Regions from separate parts of the Mus musculus genome. Here region 2 is linked to region 1. Evidence: chromatin loops called from intact Hi-C (ENCODE). Cell type or tissue: heart. All regions are shown on one strand. Each heading gives the region's core, and the rest is flanking DNA. Links, peaks and the distances in the headings are about the cores only.

Evidence for each region. A loop is a pair of places that touch in the nucleus more often than their neighbours do. Peaks named below come from ENCODE experiments on the same cell type or tissue, not always from the same donor. Only the 100,000 strongest peaks of a DNase experiment are listed, where the experiment ranks them.
Region 2: a loop joins it to region 1, with 2.1 times the contacts of the local background. A loop is called at or near these places in 5 of 42 quality-filtered maps.

The regions. Positions count from the first base shown.
Region 1 is chr11:103,354,903-103,363,022 of GRCm38, forward strand. It overlaps Arhgap27 (Rho GTPase activating protein 27), which reads right to left. Exons shown (of 18, transcript NM_001205236.1): 2 at 7,305-7,432; 3 at 5,345-6,016. The coding sequence starts at 5,998. Among named protein-coding and RNA genes, the nearest start is that of Arhgap27, 4.7 kb to the right of the region's middle. In heart, for the core only: a CTCF peak has its summit at 4,339 (motif pointing right); DNase peaks (open chromatin) are centred at 2,569, 3,579, 4,349, 5,499 and 1 weaker place; H3K4me3 peaks cover 1,858 bases; H3K27ac peaks cover 1,070 bases; H3K27me3 peaks cover 2,808 bases.
Region 2 is chr11:103,693,908-103,702,027 of GRCm38, forward strand. Gosr2 (golgi SNAP receptor complex member 2) reads right to left here and starts at 3,816. Exons shown (of 6, transcript NM_019650.4): 1 at 3,723-3,816. The coding sequence starts at 3,751. It overlaps C130046K22Rik (RIKEN cDNA C130046K22 gene), which reads left to right and starts at 3,817. Exons shown (of 3, transcript NR_102389.1): 1 at 3,817-3,965. In heart, for the core only: a CTCF peak has its summit at 4,141; DNase peaks (open chromatin) are centred at 3,814, 3,974 and 4,588; H3K4me3 peaks cover 1,950 bases; H3K27ac peaks cover 1,497 bases.

The DNA.
Region 1 (8,120 bases), core at 1,885-5,884:
AATGGCAGAGAGCCCCGGCAACTGCCCTTCCCTATTAGCCAACTGAGCTGGCCTGTGGCAAACTCCCACAAGGAAATCTGGGGAAGACCCCAAAGCAGGCAGAAATAGACTGCAGTTTACCCTCCAACATTTAAAAAAGAAGTCAAACCATTTTACCAGGAAGGGTAGAGAATTTGCACACTCAAACAGCCTGGGGGACATTCCTGCCTGGGAACAAGGAAGAGAGAGACTGTCCCTCAAGGCAACCCCTGCTCCTCTTCTATGTCCCAGGATTAGACAGGAGACCTCCAGTCTCCAGTCAGGAAGGATGCAGGATAGGGACCCCCAGGAGCCTGCAGTGGGAGGGCAGTGAGGGGGATCCCTTGATTCCACAGTCCTTTCTCAATTTAGAAACCGGAGCTTCCCTGATTTAACCAAGCGTTCTTGTGCCCCAGAGCCACAGGCCTAGCTGTTCTTGCTCCTCGAGACACGGACCAACCTATGTGCCCGTGCTCATTACCTTAGATGCTTTTCTGGCACGGAGCCTGGAGCACATTCCGGACCCCAGTTACTATGACCACGGGCCTTCATGTGCTTCAAGACCTAGCACTGATCACCCGGCCAGCGGACAGACAGCCGGTATTGAAGACTGTCCCCTCCCACTCCTGAGCAGAGGGCAGGAGAGAGGGAGAGGGAGAGGGAGAGGGAGAGGGAGAGGGAGAGGGAGAGGGAGAGGGAGAGGGAGAGGGAGAGGGAGAGGGAGAGGGAGAGGGAGAGGGAGAGGGAGAGGGAGAGAGAGAGAGTCAGAGTCCAGGGTTCAGATAGATGGAAGCCGCAGGAGCTCCAGCTTTAAGACTGGATGAAGGGAAACAGAGACGGAGAGTGAGCAAGGCTTCAGCCCCCTAGGATCTAAAGAAGACAGGGTGCCCCCCCCACCCCCCGCCAGCTTGCAGGGGTGAAGTCAGTGAGTAGGAGCCCAGGTAGGTGAGGTAAAGAAGGGGGGCGGGGGGATGGGAAGATCTGTTCTTCCTACTCTCCCTTAAACCAGACCCCGAGACCAGGTCCTGGGGCTGCAGAGGGGTGGAAAAGATCCGGATAGGTGTGAAGAAGCCTGGTGAGCAGCTAGCTGCCTGAGCTAGGGATCGGCTGGGTGCCTCGGGGCCGGGGGCGGCTCATTGGATGTCCTTATCTCGGCCTCCTCGCTCCTTGCGTTTACTGATCCCTAGCTTTTCAGAGCACATGGTTGGTTGAGTCCGTCCCTGAGGCAGTCGTCCCAGGAAGTATACAGGACAGGGAGGGATCAGGTGGGGGAATTTGGGAGGGAGGCAAGTCCTTCTCACCCCACCCCACCCCCACTCTCAGTACCCAGGAGGGATCACTCACACAGTTCCTGCCGGCTGAGGTGGGAGAAATGAGGGCTCTGGGGGGGTCTCAGTCCAGGCTCTGTCTGAGCTCAGAAGCAATGCCTCTGGGGCTGTTTGCATAAGTTCCAACAAGGCCTGGAACCTGTCCTGCCAGTGACCAATGCCCAGGCAGCAGGGGCGGGCCCTAGACCATCTGTTCCCTGGGCCTTCCTACCTCCAAGGTTAGGGTGGGTGGTTTGACCACACCCCGAAATCTCCTAGCTAGGGAGGCCAGAGGCCACAGGGGAAGGACAATGCTGGGGACTGAACCCAGACTCATTTTAGGCACCCTGGCTTTCTTTTCACTCATTACTTTAAGAGACTGTGTGGACCAGGCTGGCCTTTAACTGACTCTATAGCCCAAGGTGCTCTTGAAAATGGGTTCCTCCTGCCTCAGCCTTCTGAGTTAGCTGGGATTACAGACAGGGCCTCAGAGGCCACATTGCTGCTTGGTCTCTTGTGTGGCCCTAACCCTGTCAGGGGCACAGGCTACCTAACCCCCCACCTCGACCCTGTGCCCTTAAAGAAGGCGGTGGGGGCTGGAGGGTCCCTGGCTGGGCAGTGTGCTGTGCTCAGAAGAGAGTGTTTTGCTTGTCTTCTGCTTCCACTGTTTTGGCCCAGGGGAACAAGGCTGGGCACCTCTGAGGACCACCTTGCTGAGATTAAACTTGGCGGCAAGGGTGGGGTCTGATCGGAACTCACTTTCTTTATGATCCTGTTCGCTTTGAAGGCAGAGGGGCATTCTACGCTGCCTTCTGAGCTGCTAGACACTAGCCTGAGCTGTGTGTGCATGTGCAGGCCTCTGAGTGAGAGGACATAGGACTGCTAGCCCCTGGGGACTGTCTTCAGCTCGTGTTCAGCTGCATGACCAACGCACACCAGGTGCAGTGTGAGGTACTTGTATGAGCTGTGAACATAAAATGCCAAATATGGTCCAAGCTCCCTCTTCTTTGTGTCTGCTGAGTGACCTGCCCTAAGGCTTGAACTGGTATGTGACAGGCAGATGCCCTTTCACCCCGTGACACCTCGTGGCCCACACCTTTGCTCCCGTTCCCAGTCACGCCCTTCTTCCAGGACTCCTATCTGATCAGCCCCTCCTCCTGATTTGGCCTTTCCCGCTTGCTCTCTCGATCTGGCCTCCTCCATTCACGTAGACTTTGGGATGATGTAATCTGTTCACCCTTCCAACTGACCAGAGCATCTCTTTCCTTTAGCTACCAAGCTGTTGCCAGCTGCCTGCTCTTTCCACCTACACCCTTCAGCCCCTGACCCACAGCCTTCTGTCTTCTGCAATCCCTCCACAAGCCAGCCTTCTGAGGGCCGTGTCGGATAATGTCCTGTTGCCTTTGACTTGTGCGCAGTCACCTTGGCTTTCAGGCCCCTGCTTGTCCTCCGTGGTCCCTTCCTTTCCTCTTGAATTCCTCTTTTCATACTTTTGACAACTCTGTCCAGGTACACCCCACCTGTTCCCCTCCACGTCCCCTCCAAGGCCTCTGTAAGCAGCACCACTGGCCATACCAGTATGAGCGGGAAACCAGGACTCGGCCAAACCGTTCTTCCCCAGCCCAGGAGTCCTTCTCAAGCCCATTCCATTCCCTACCGAGAACCTTCCGGTGGCTTCAGGATAACTTGGAATTCCCACAAAGTCCTGCCTGATGGTAGATATCACAGCTAGCACAAATGGTGGGCTAAGACAGGACTACGAGACCCCCATAAGGGCCTGTCCATGTCTCTCCTCTGCCCTTGCTCTACAGCACCCTCGCCATAGCTCCATACAGCCTGAACAGTGTGTGGCAGGGGCGTCTATCCCTCCCAGGCCGTTGTGCTACCATCATTCCTTAGGTCTGCAGGCTCACGGGGTGAGGGTAGAGGGGGTGGGAGGTGGAAAGGTTGGGGGGGTAGAGGAGGTAGATGGAAGAGGAGTGGGTGGAGGGGTGGGGGTGTTGAAGCAAATAGACTTGGGAGATTGTGGCTGGAGGCTGTGAGTAGCTATGAGGGTGGGGAGTGGGAATGGGAGTATGAGCAAGGGCGTGTGTGTGTGTGTGTGTGTGTGTGTGTGTGTATGTGCAAGCGCACACCTATACTCTTTGGAAAACAGCCAGGATCACCTTCCAGGAAATTCCTTCCCATGTTGCCTGGGACAAGGAAGGGCAAGGGTGAGATTTCCTTCCCAAGGGAGAACAAACAAGCCATCCTTGCAGTTTGCTGGGGACAGAGTGTCCGGGGGGAGAGCCACAACAGAGAATGTGCTATTGTTATACTCCGGAGCAAACAGGACCAGAGATGCTGAGTACTCAGTTGAAGCCAACGAGTTCATTAGAGACAGGCAGCAGCCTCTTTGTCCTGCATCCAGATCTCTGGCAGACTTCATGGTTCCCTTTTGTGTCTGTAACAGTCCACCTTCAGAGGTATCTCCAAACTACTGGCAACAGGGAGCTTGCTGGGAGCGCGAGGAGGAACGGGGGAGGTACTGCTGGTCAGGAACCCTGGGGGATTTCTGGATTGGGAAAATTTCTCAGGCGATTCTGGAAGCTGGGGTGGAGATGAGGATTCCCTTTCTCTGGTCCCAGAGCTTGGGTAGCTATAGCTGCCCTTGGAGACTTACATAGTGCTGGGTCAGGAGTGGTGGGGTTGCAGCTCCTCGCTTCTTAATACAGTGGAAGAAAGCCCTTGGCCAGACGCTGGGGAACTCAAGCACAAAGGTGCCATTCCCACAGCCAGGAAGGAGCTCGCTCGTGGGGGCAGCAGACACATTCCCAACATTACTAGGACTCACAATCTGGAAAGGCCCGGGAGTTCCCTAGAGGAAGACAGCCTGCTCAAGGGCGCCAGGGAACCGAGCGCGAACGTTTAGCCATCTATAGACCACAGGCGCCTGACCAGCTAGCTGGTGGGTAATGAGGACGACCATTGATCTGCTGCAGACACTCAAGCCCGCTGAGTGTTGTTCTCCGCAGTGCCCACAAGGGGGAGGGATGATCCGCGGAAACCTGAGCGCAGAGGCTCAGGGCTGCAGCGAACAGCGGATGGAACCCTAGTTACTCTACGTGCACCCGCTGGCTCCAAGTGCTTCCACGCCTCACTGCGTTTAAGGTTCACAACTACTTTATTCTTTGGGTATTGTTTACATACGAGGACACCGAGCTCGTCATCACGTGGCAGATGACCCAGCAGAGTCAAATTCGGGTTTCAGTAGCCTCAGAACCTGAACTCTGCTAGGAGGAACCCTAGCAGGGGCAAGGCCAAAGTAGTTGGCCCACGGGCTCGCACCCGGGCTCTCACCCGGGACTCAGTGCCTGAGAGAGGAAGGGAGCTGTGGATAATGCCACAGCGGGTGGCAGATGTGAATCATTTGGAAGCATCCCTTCTCCCTCCCCCCACCCCCCGCAGGCTGTCCCTCCCTTAAAGGCTCCAGAGGACAGGACTGAGAAAGAAGATTCCGAGGCTATAAAGAGTGTTAGAAATGCTGTTTCCAGTGTCTCAGATTAACACAATCGGATTCCGAAAGAGAAAAAGACCTCACCATAACTAAACTTGAAACAAGCCCATTAAGAAATTTTGTTTTTGTTTTTGTTTAAGGAACTGAAATATTGGAAGCTATGCTAAAGAGAAGCAGATGTCTGACTTTCACATCCACCATCTCATCTGACCCAACCTCCACCCTAAGTTTCTAGGGAAGAAGAGAGTCCACCTCTCCAAACTGTTCCTTACCGAGCAGGTGGCGTTTTAGGAACGTTATTCGGCGCATGCATCCGTTATTCGGACATAGGTTAGTTAACATCCCCGCGGGCTTTGGGGCAGAACTCTGTAGTAATCAAGCTCATTTGCATTTTGCATGAAAACGTGAATACTTAATAAGTGAGGTGGAGGGACATCCAGTGGCCTCAGTTAAAAAAAAAAAAAGCATCTAGACTCTGCTGGACTGTGACCTCCCTCCGGCCCCCTCGCTCGCAGCGACCTACCTGCTTTGGGCTCTCTGCCCGCGGAGGGCAGCGCAAGTCCGGAATGGCCTCGTAGACATTCTCCGAGTCGCTAGGCGCCAGGGGCCGGGGACAAACCCAGGAGCCCGCCACGCTGGAGGCCTTGAAGTGGCCCGCGCTGCCGAGGAGGCCGGCAGGGGGCGCGGTACCGCCGCGCGCCAAGTCATCCAGGGACTGCGCCGGTCGCACAGGCGCCGCGGGCCGCACGTAAAGGCAGGCGGGCCCTCCCGGAGCCAGGCTGTTGCGCTGGCCACCGGTGCGCTGTCGTGCAGGGCCACACAGGGAGCTGGCGCGGCCCCGGGGCTCGGCAGAGGACCCATCGGCGCCCACCGGGGTGCTCACGAAGCGGTAGTCGTAGGCCAGAGGTTCCGGGACTGCGGGGCGCTGCTGCGGTACGGAAGGCTGCGGGGCCGGGGCAGGGTCGCCGAGCGCGGGCAGCTCGCGTACGTACTGCGCGGGGAGGTAGAAGGGGCGACCCCCGGGCTCCCGCCGCACGTGCCACCAGTGCTCGGTGCTGCGGCGCAGCAGTCGGTAACGCTCGTTCGGTTGGATGGCGATGCGGCGCCCGTCTTTGCCGGTGTACTCGAAGGGGTGTTCCACCAGCACGTACACGTCCCCCTCGACGTCCGCCGCCATCGCGACCACCGCGCTTTTCTGCAGGCAACAAGAAAAGGAGCCGCCAAGGTCAGGACTGCGCAGCGGGGAAGAGCATGGAGTCCGGGGCTCAAAGACAAGGGTTCGAGTCCCGCTCCTGCCCACGCCCACTGCATTCGGGCTTCAGTTTTTCCTTCTCTGAAATGGGGACGTGGATAAAATCATCTTCAAAGTTCCCATGCTTAAGATTCCATTCTGTGTCGTTGATTGTGAGATATGTGTCTCCCTGTCATCCCTTGGTGAGAACTTGAGGGTGATATAGGAATCCAACTTTACTCTGGGGGAAACCTTGGCTTAAAGATTTGCGGTGACTGCAAGATAGATAGCACATTTGCCTGAAGGTTAGGGGAACCTCATCTTCCCGGTTGGCGAATTGGGAATTAAGGCCCCTTTCCCGTCGCTCTTCTGCCCCCCGTCTCGCCACACCCTGACGCCTCCAGCCTGCAGGGAATCCGTGGAAAGCTCTTAAGTACCCCCTCCCTTTAGGAGTTTGCCCTCTAGGTGGGCGAGATTAACGACGGGGCGCAGGCTCTAGGGCAGCCCCCAAGTTGTTCTACCTTAGAAGTGTCCCTGTCTTATTTAATCCGGTGATTTTGACGTAGGGGCTTGGACAGCTAAGGTTGGAGAACCGGTTCTCTGGGTTTCTCTTCCCTTTCCCAGTGGCTTCGTCGCACACGTGAACCGTGAAGTCTGGCCCGCCCATTAGGGCCAGCACCGCCCCCTGCACGCCAGCTCTTCGGCAGCCTCTTAAGAGGCTTCCTGGTCTCTTCACCTGCCTAGGGGTCCTTCCCTACAAGGAGTGCCTGTCCGGGGGGGGGGGGGTAGCTTCTAGGGAATGCATTGCAACAGTGTCACCAGGGTCCTCTAAATCTCTTTGGAGTGATCATTATAACGCGACCCCCCCCCCCCCCACCAATGCTAGTTTTGTCTGGTGCCTGGTGTGTGTGTGTGTGTGTGCGCGCGTGAACAATCCCAACTGTGTGTCTTCAACAAAGTGAAGCAGGTGGCCTACTCCGGAAGTACTGGTCACTCCAAAACCTTACAATGACCACTCCGTTTATTGCCCTACAAGGTGGCCTGGGGACCAGCAGCGGGGTGTCCACCGTCTTGCTAAGGCTGATTTCTTTTTTCAAGAGTTCCTTGATGATGGAAGGGGTGTAAACTTAGTCACTGAGCATCCTGACCCGAGAGATGGTAAAATGGCAGACCAGAGCTGGCCGAGCAGAATCCTAGAAGTGTGTACCCTTGGGTTACGCCCCCTTTCCCAGGACCCCAACCGTGCACTCACGTTAGCTGGGAGGATCTCAGGCTGCCCATGGGCGGGGCTGACGGAGGGAAGCAGACTAGGCCTCTACCATATCTGTGGGAGGGACTTCCAAGGACCGAGACTGAAGAAACAGCGCGAAACAGGAGACACTGGGAGGAGAGGCGGAGACCGACACTTAGTAGGGCTGTTCCTAGTCCCCAATACAGCTTGTCTGAGAGGATGCGGAGAAGCCATAATGTCTGTGCTGGAGCCCTTGAGGTCTCCAGGAAAAAAAAAAAAGGCATGGGGAAGGGGCTGAGTGGAAGGGGTGCTGATGGATAGGCGAGCAGAGCCCAAGAGTCAGTAGGCCCTGCTCCCCCCCACCCCCTCAACGCTCAGAGGGGTTTGTTGTCCTAGAGGACCTGGCGTTCCGCGGGCGCGATGCTCTGGGAATGCCCGGCGGAGTTGGCTGTCTTGTCCTGGCATGCACATTCCGAGCGGGGCCTTTTGCTCCCTGAATCACGAACTGTGAGCCCTTCACAGCAAGATTAAGAGCACTACCCATTCCGGGAGCACCTCCGCCCTCTGAGGCTCTCTCTGGGAGCAGCCTGTCCGGGCCTGGAAAAACTAGAGTCCCTTTGCAGGGACGCTCACAGACAGGGGAGTGCTGTGTCTCCGGTTGTGTGACAAGAGGACCTGTGCCTCAGATCCTTCCATTATCTGGGGTGAGCGAAGAGAAGGGGAGGGATGCGAGAGCGGTGAGGAAGGCGCCCTTAGCCAGTAGGTCTCCTGTATCTTCTGCTCCCGGTCGTCCCTAGCTATAGCGTCACCAATATCTAAGTCAGCACTGGGGGACTT
Region 2 (8,120 bases), core at 2,437-6,436, 340 kb after region 1:
AGTTTTTTTCCAGATGGTAATGTAATGGTTAAGTTATGAAACTCATTACTTAAGTTATTCATTCATCCACAATTTAACAAACAAATGGGCTACATAATCACAGTAGTCCATGGGAAAGCGGGAAATGAAACCTCAGGTCACCCACAGTGGGAAAGGACACAATGAGGATTATAATTATAAATCTTGGTTGGTTTTTAAAGGTGTTGGTGTCTTCCATTGGTGTCTATGATAAATGGAGCCTGAAGACAGTACAGACTGAGATTTGCGGCCGGTTAAACAAGACACCACAGGATGCTCTTCAAATATCTGGAATAGACATAAGCAGAGAAGGGTTTGCCTCCTACTTCTGCTTAAGGGAGTCCCCCAAGCAAAAGGTCCATGTTCTAAGATGCCACATTTCAGCTTTACATAGGAAACAAATTACAAATCACAAAATTACTATCTGTCTCCTAGAAGAGGAGGAGGAGGAGGAAGAAGAGAAGGAGAAGGAAGAGGAAGAAGAGGAAGAAGAGGAAGAAGAGGAGGAAGAGGGCTCCCTACATGTGCAACACCAGGTCCGTAGACTGCCCAGCCTTACAAAGGTTTTAATGAGCAAAGACAGAACTGCAATGGCGCTCCTGTCCGTCCTTTTCAAGTCTGAGAGTCTCAAGGGCAGGACACACAATAGTAATACCCCAAGCTAAAAAGGATAACTTTTAAGAAATTACTGAAAAACATTACTGGCTTTCCCCATTTGATTTTTATTTGTAAGTCCTGTTTGGATGTAAATGAATTAGAAAAGACATAATCAATAAAGGAAGTCCAGTCTCTACATCCCATTCCATTCTAAGAAATGACAGCAAACAACATGGCAGGTGTGAAAGGCATGGAGGGAGCTAGTAATCTGGCACTTGGAGACTCTGTTTCCATTCAACTAGGAACCAGACACCACCTACACAGCCAAGTGATAGGTGATGCCCAAATATGACTTGGTGGTGTAGGCATGAGAGAAAAAGGCATCTCTGGCCTGTCTAGCATGGGGTCCATCATGGACTTGGGTGGTAATATAGCCAGGCAGAGAGCTAGTACGTGGCAAGCAAGAGGCACTGCTGTTGTTGTTGTAGTTGTTGTTTTTAAAGCTTTCCTTATGTCGTAGGAAGACTATTACACGAAAGTGCTCTTTAAAGAAGTCAGTGAATCTGTTGGGCCCAATGGTGGTACTGTCTATAATCCCAGCAGGGAGATCTTGAATTTGAGAACAGCCTGGACCACACACAAGTGAAAACGAAGGTCATAAACCTACCCGCCTACCTCCACCACAGTCAGTCTGTGGCTCACTACCTCTGTCCACCACGGACAAGAAACAGGGTTTGGGAGTTAAAGGATCTCAGCTGCAAATCTAGTTCAACTACGAAAAGCTGACAGACAATGAGCAAGTCATTTTACTTCTTGGTGCCTCCTTGTCTCAAGTCTCCAACTGAGCTGCTATGGAAACAATTATCTGAGAGATTATGGAACCCTTTGCCATATGAAGAAGCTATGTAACCCAGAACAGTAACAAGTTAAACTGCCGTTGCTTTTAAACTAATGAGAGTGGTGGTATATCCGTAATCCCAACAGCTCGAGAGACAGAGGCAGGTGGATCTCTAAGAGTTCCAGGCCAGTCTAGTTTTCATAGTGAGTCCCAGGTCAGCCAGGGCTACAAAGTGAGACTCTACCTCAAACAAACAAACGGATGAAGAAAGAAAAGGACGAATGAACAGAGGAAGAGAGGGAGGGAGGTTGGTTGATTGGTTGGGAGGGACTGGATCAGACAGGATGGGACATGACGGGAAGGAAGGGAGGAAGTTAGTAAGTAGTGGATATAGTGGTGCTCACCTGTCATCTTAGCACACAGGACAAAGAAGCAGGTGGACTGTAAGTTCAAGGCCAGTCTAAGCTACACCACAACTTATAGGCTAACCTCAGCTATGTAATAGAATCCCATCTTGAATGTACACACACCCACACAACACATACACGCCCACAGTTTTCACATGCACTTGGTTATTGTCACGTCTTCCACTCTACCTCCATAGCTAGTCTTTACCTCCTAAGGCAAGCTGACAAACTGATCTTGAGATAATAATTCTTAAAACTAACTACTGAGTAAAACCACCAGAAAAGCCTGCGTGATCACTCCAGAGCTGTTTGTGTCTGAGACCTACTTACTCCAAACTATCTAAAGATGAATTCCAGGATGGCAGCTAGACAACACAAGGGACAAATGTATCTTTTATGAACATGAGTACCCAAAATGGAAGCCTACTGGATTCTCTTTAAAGCTCATCCTAGTAGAATATTGCTAATGTAAAACATCCTGTCTTTCTTTCTTTCTTTTTTTTTTGTTTTGTTCATCCACTCAGTGCTCAGGACTTTTCCAGCTATATGACTTTAAATAATCGATTTTATGTCAACGTACCTTCACAGTTAGAGATAATCACAGAATCAGTTCAAAGTTCTAGTGAGACGAGTATGTTCTGACACTGTTCTGTCAATTCAGCAACTAGCAGATTAACTCACCGCTCTGCTAGGTCCATGTGTCTTGCTATGGAAAGGATCCGTTCTTAGTAAATGAGGGCAATTTTCTGCCTCATTCCTTTTCCACGTGACTCACAGGATAGTCTTTTAAAATCTCTTCCTACACTTATTATATAATATGCAAATTGTCATTACAATGTAGTTTATTTTCCCCCACCCAAATCAAACATTTTGTTGACAAAAGTAAAAAGGGGGATTGGAGAGATGGCTCAGAGGTTAAGAGCACTGACTGCTCTTCCGAAGGTCCTGAGTTCAATTCCCAGCAACCACATGGTGGCTCACAACCATTTGCAATGAGATCTGATGCCCTCTTCTGAGGTGTCTGAAGACAGCTACAGTGTACTTACATATAATAAACAAATTTAAAAAAAAAAAAGGTAAAAAGAGAATAACCACCATCTTATTTCCATTCTTTTTGTTATGAGTTTCCTGGGGAGGCAGGATGACTAGTTTATGTCATTTTTCAGGCCCAAGGAATAAGATTTTTCAGTGCTGTCATACAATCAATAGAAAGTTCTTAAACTAACATAGGTATGTGGCCCCTCATGGTGTCTAGCTGCATAACACTGCAAGTTCCCAAAACAAAGGACGGTATGGAAAAAAAAAAAAAAAAAAAAAAAAAAGGACCCACCAAGGAAACTTAGTTATGAAAAGCTAATCTAAGACTCAATTTCAATTTCCTTAAGGCTAACTTGTAATCAGATATGACTCACAAAAATAGTCACTAGTTACCTGCCCGTCTTTGTGTCACAAAAATAAGTTCTTTAAATGTCCAATCAAGTACACAAAATACTTCTTTCGTACAACCCCTGACACTCCCACTTAAGCAATAGATTCATAGACACAAGCCTCGGCAACAGTTTTCTCTGTTCTCTAAGCTCTACCAACCCGGAGGACTAAGCTGGCAGGTGCTGGATCAAGTGCTGTAACCTAGGGGCGCTGCTTTCCCTTGCCAATAGGCAGTCACGGCTTGCGGCCAAGAGCTACCGGGCCCAAGCCTTCGCGCCCCGGCTCGATCCCCTTCGGCTAAGAGCATCGCACCAGGGGCTAAGAGATGCGGAGCAGCCCGAGCGGAAACCTCCACAATGACAGTCCCCAGAGCCCCGAGCCCTAGGGGCCGCAGCCCGGGCGGAGCCCAGCCCGCTCCCCGACGCAGCCCTCACTTGTTCGTTTGTTGGTATAGGGGCTCCATGACGCCGGCCTAGCCGGCCTGCGGCTTCCTCGGAACACGTCCTCACAACCCCACTTCCGGCTTCCGGTCTCAGGGCCCGCCCTGCTGAGTAGGGCGCCCGCGAGTGTGCCTGTCCCGTGGTGGTTGTGAGGTCGGAGACGGGGTTGCGCGGAAGGAAAGCGGGACGCGAGGGATGGGTGTGGCTCCGGGCCGGAGCTCGCGGAGAGCGGCGGGGGTGAGTTTTTTGCTAAAGTCCAGCTCCGGGATTGAATCAGGTAGCGGAGAGGACGGTCGCGAGGCACTGACGTCAGAGCCTCCCCCGAGAAGTCGCCGGCGACTCTCTACGTCGCTCTCCGCCCCGCGGTCGGGCTTGGCTTCTCCTTGGAGTGTGTAATTACAGGTCTGGGGAATCTCACTTCCTCACGACGCGTGCTTTTCCTGCCTCGAACTAGTCCGCCCACTAGTCTTCCCATCTCCGGCTCATTTTTAGTAAACCCACAGTGAGTGAGTGGTTAGCATATGACGTGGAACAACCAAAATTTCCCTGTTCTTCAAGAGGTTGGACTAGAGAAGGAACTACGATCTGTATACAAATAAACATTCCAAATAAGTACAAAGATAATGGTAGAACATCCAAATAAATACAAAGATAATGAGCTGGGCTGGTGTTGTGGTCAATAGGAAATTGTTTTTAAAGACATGAAGGGCGGGTGACATTTGGATTAGGACTTGGAAAGGTTCAAACACTTGTCTTCACCTAGGCCCATCTCATTTCCATCCATCTAGGTTCTTATCTACAGTTCCTCCCAAGGGAGGAGTTGTTCCTCTTCCTTTGGTGAGCTGAAGCTTGGATTTTCCTGTATCCTGCATCCCTCCCAGTTTTATGTCCCAAGAGACTGCCCGCCCATATTCATTCTTTCCCTAACATTACATTTCCCAGTTCCACTCCCATTTATTGAACATCTACTATGCACCATGCACAGATATGTAGGATAGGAACCCAGGTAAAACACATTCCTGGTGTTTCGCTGTCTATTGAGAAAGTCCTTATTTTAAAGCTGAATTAACAATCAACATTTAGGGTATGACTAAGGACCATTTGCCTGGAGAAGAGCAGTAGGGGTTCATGGATCAAGAAAGCATGGGGGGCCTTCAAGAACCGATAGAGGGTTTGTGGGAATGGTGCACTTTAGCTAAGGTTGAGTAGCGTGGGGGCGGGGCATAGATAAAAGGCTGTATCCTTAGTTTTTTAGTACTTTGCTGGTGAGGGATGCACAGGGAAGTATGTATATGTGTGCTTGTGTGTGTCTCAGTAGAATTGTCTCTGACTTGTGTGAGGTCCCAGGTCAAATCTTTGTGGGTCTTTGCTCTATAGGCATTTTGATTTTAAATTATATTACAGATTTATAAGAACAGGAAAAAAATAAGTAATAGGGGGAAAGTGCCAGTCTTCTCCTTTGTTTTCTGCTCAGCTGAGGTGCAGTGAGTAGCTGCCTCCATTCCCAGCACCATGAAGCTGCCTGCCACCATGACTTTGCTGCCAGGATGGATGGTATTCATTTTTATAATATTCCCTTTTTTTGTAATAAATACAGCAAAGATTCCTTATACTATCCACTGTGGGCCCAGTAACTATACCTGTTCTTGTCCTTTATTTTTGAATGTGCTATTTCTGACCACCATGAAAAACAAAAGAAAACAAAGCTGTTATTATTTATAATGCCACAGGTCTTCAGGGCCTGAATGCATCAGTCTCAGTAACTTTCCCTGCCTTTCCAATTCCTTGTGCCATTTGCTAGTGCTGACTGCGTTGGCACCCAGGATGCTGTGCACACTTCCCACTGCTGGGGATTACTGACCCAAACCATTACTGTGCTTTGCTAGTGAAGGTATTGCCTGTACTGTGTAACAGCATCCGCTGGTGGCTTCTCTCCTCACTGTGACTTGGGCCTGAAGAGAAGCTCCTTAGGAGAGAAAGAGTTTCTTTTGGCTCACAGTGTGAGAAGATACCACCCACCATGACAGCAAAGTCATGGTGGCAGGCCACTTCACGGTGCTGAGACTGTAGGCAACAATTCACTACATCACAGCAGACCAGACCACAGAAAGGAGAAGACTGGCATTCTATTGGCTTTCTCCTTTTCTGTCTTATTTAGTCAGGGATGGAACCCATGGGATAGTGACACCCAGTGAGTATTCTCCCTTTAGCCAGCCCTTTCTGGAAATACCCTAACAGATACACTCGAAGGTGTGTCCTCTGTGTTTCCTTTTTCTATGTGTCTATGTGTAGCTATGTGCTCTTGAGTGCAGATGGAACTCAGCTGGGTGCTGGAAACTGAACTCGGGTCCTCTAGGTGAGCAGCAAGTGATATTAACTGCTCAGATATCTCTCCAGCCCTCCCAGCTGTTTGTCCAAGTGGACCATCTAAAATATGCTACAGCAAACATTCACAAAAAAAATGTGAAAGAAATCAAGTTAGGAATTTTGTAGGCTTAGTGTGCAGCAATATAGCATCTCCTGCATTCCTAGAATGTGTTTTTTTTCCCCAGTGTTTACTGCACCCTGGCTCCCACACACTGAAACCAGTTGGTAGAGGCAGGGGGGGTGGGAAAGGATGGATAGGGTGGCTCTGGAATAGAAGTCCTGTTCATGAAAGGAACACTTGGCTCTCACCTGACAACTTGAGACTGACCCGGTAGCTCATGAAGTCATCACATTGGTCATAGGTAGCAAAGGAGATTGACTGCAAAAGTCAGTTGGCCTTAGAAAGTAATAATATCAAATGGAGTTAGTCATGGCCACTGCTGGAGGACTGCCAGCATGTGGCTTAAAGCCATAGAGGCCCTGCAGGCATATACCCAAGTCCCTGTCCCATGACACTAAGGGATGCAGTGGAATGGGTGTTGTTTAAACTGCTGCATCCTTTTTAAGTGGGGTTAGGAAGTGCATTGAGACAGTGTCACAGTGCCCAAGATGGCCTCAAATTTGCTATCCTCCTGCCTCAGTCTCCTATATGCTGGGGATTAAAGGTATGAGTCACCACATCTGGCTTAAGACACTATACTTTTAAGTGGTGGTAAAATAGATACTTGACCTGAGAGACTTGATCTGGTCAGGGTGATAAGGATCAGGGCTTATGAAAACCTAGTGATGCATAATAGCACCTAAATCTGCCATGGGGGAAAAGCTGAGGAGGCAGCTCCGTGGCAGAGCACCTGCCTGGCAGGCGTGGGCCCTAGACTTAACATCCAGGACCACAAAGGGAAAGGTTAAGATGCTGATAAGGAAGAGGTGGTCTCAAACCAAGAGGCTGTCCAGAGGGATGAGATTTCAGCAGGACCTTAAAGTGCACGGACAATGTGTCACGGGGAGGCAGGCCAGGGAATCTCAGCAAGTGGAGAGGTAAAGTAGGGAAGGCCAGCTCAGGTGATGGTCTGTGAGAGTCCCTTTGGCTAAAGCAGAGGGTTTCCAAAGCAGAGAAGGCTGAGGTTGCCAGGCAGTGGGGGTGGGAGAGTTGGTGAAGCTACAGTCAGGAAAAGTGTCCACCTTGTAACCTGGAGACTTCTGGAGGGTGTTGGGCCTCAGACAGGATGGTGTGGCTTTCATACTTTCAGAACTTCTTCTGTTTGAGTCTTTGGAAACTCACAGCTCTCTAATTGCCGGATTTCAAACACCCCTTGACACTTGGCCTATTTGTTCTCGTTTGTGAGGTGGCAAACTTGGGGTATAATTATGCATGCCTATATGCACACAATTTAGGTGGCAGCAGCAGAAGGAACATAAGTTTGCTCCAGTTTGAACCATACAGGGAGATCCTTTTTTGAAGAAACAAAAAAAGATTTCTGGCCAGGCATGCTTTTATCCCAGTACACATTCAGGAGGCAGAGGCAGGCAGATCTCTGTGAGTTTAAGATTAGCCATGACTACATAGTGAGATCTTATCTCAAAAATCAGCCAGTCAATCTGGTCTGCCGTTCATTTTACCTCCGATGTGTTCTCTTTACTTCTGAAACCACTCGAGTTTATATCTCTGGCTGTCTCCATCAGACCACATAGGATGATTCTGTTATCTTGTCAAGCCATCAGCACCTTCTCCTCCCTCTGTTTTCTACAAATCTTGTGTTTCTCAGGAAACCGTTCCAAAGCCCAGTTGTAGTGTTACACAGCGAGCCTTTTGATAGCTCCAGACCACAGGACTATGTCTTCCTCCTGTCATGCATGAGCCCACCTCATTAGCCTCATCCCTGGCCATGTGGTCACTCCTGCCAACTGTGGTCATCACAGCTCTCCCCACAAGGGCCTCTGTCTTCGGCCCTTTGCATCTACTATTCCCTGTGCCTCTAACTCCGTTCCCTCTATCTTAGGCCAGATCAATTCCCACTTCCTCTT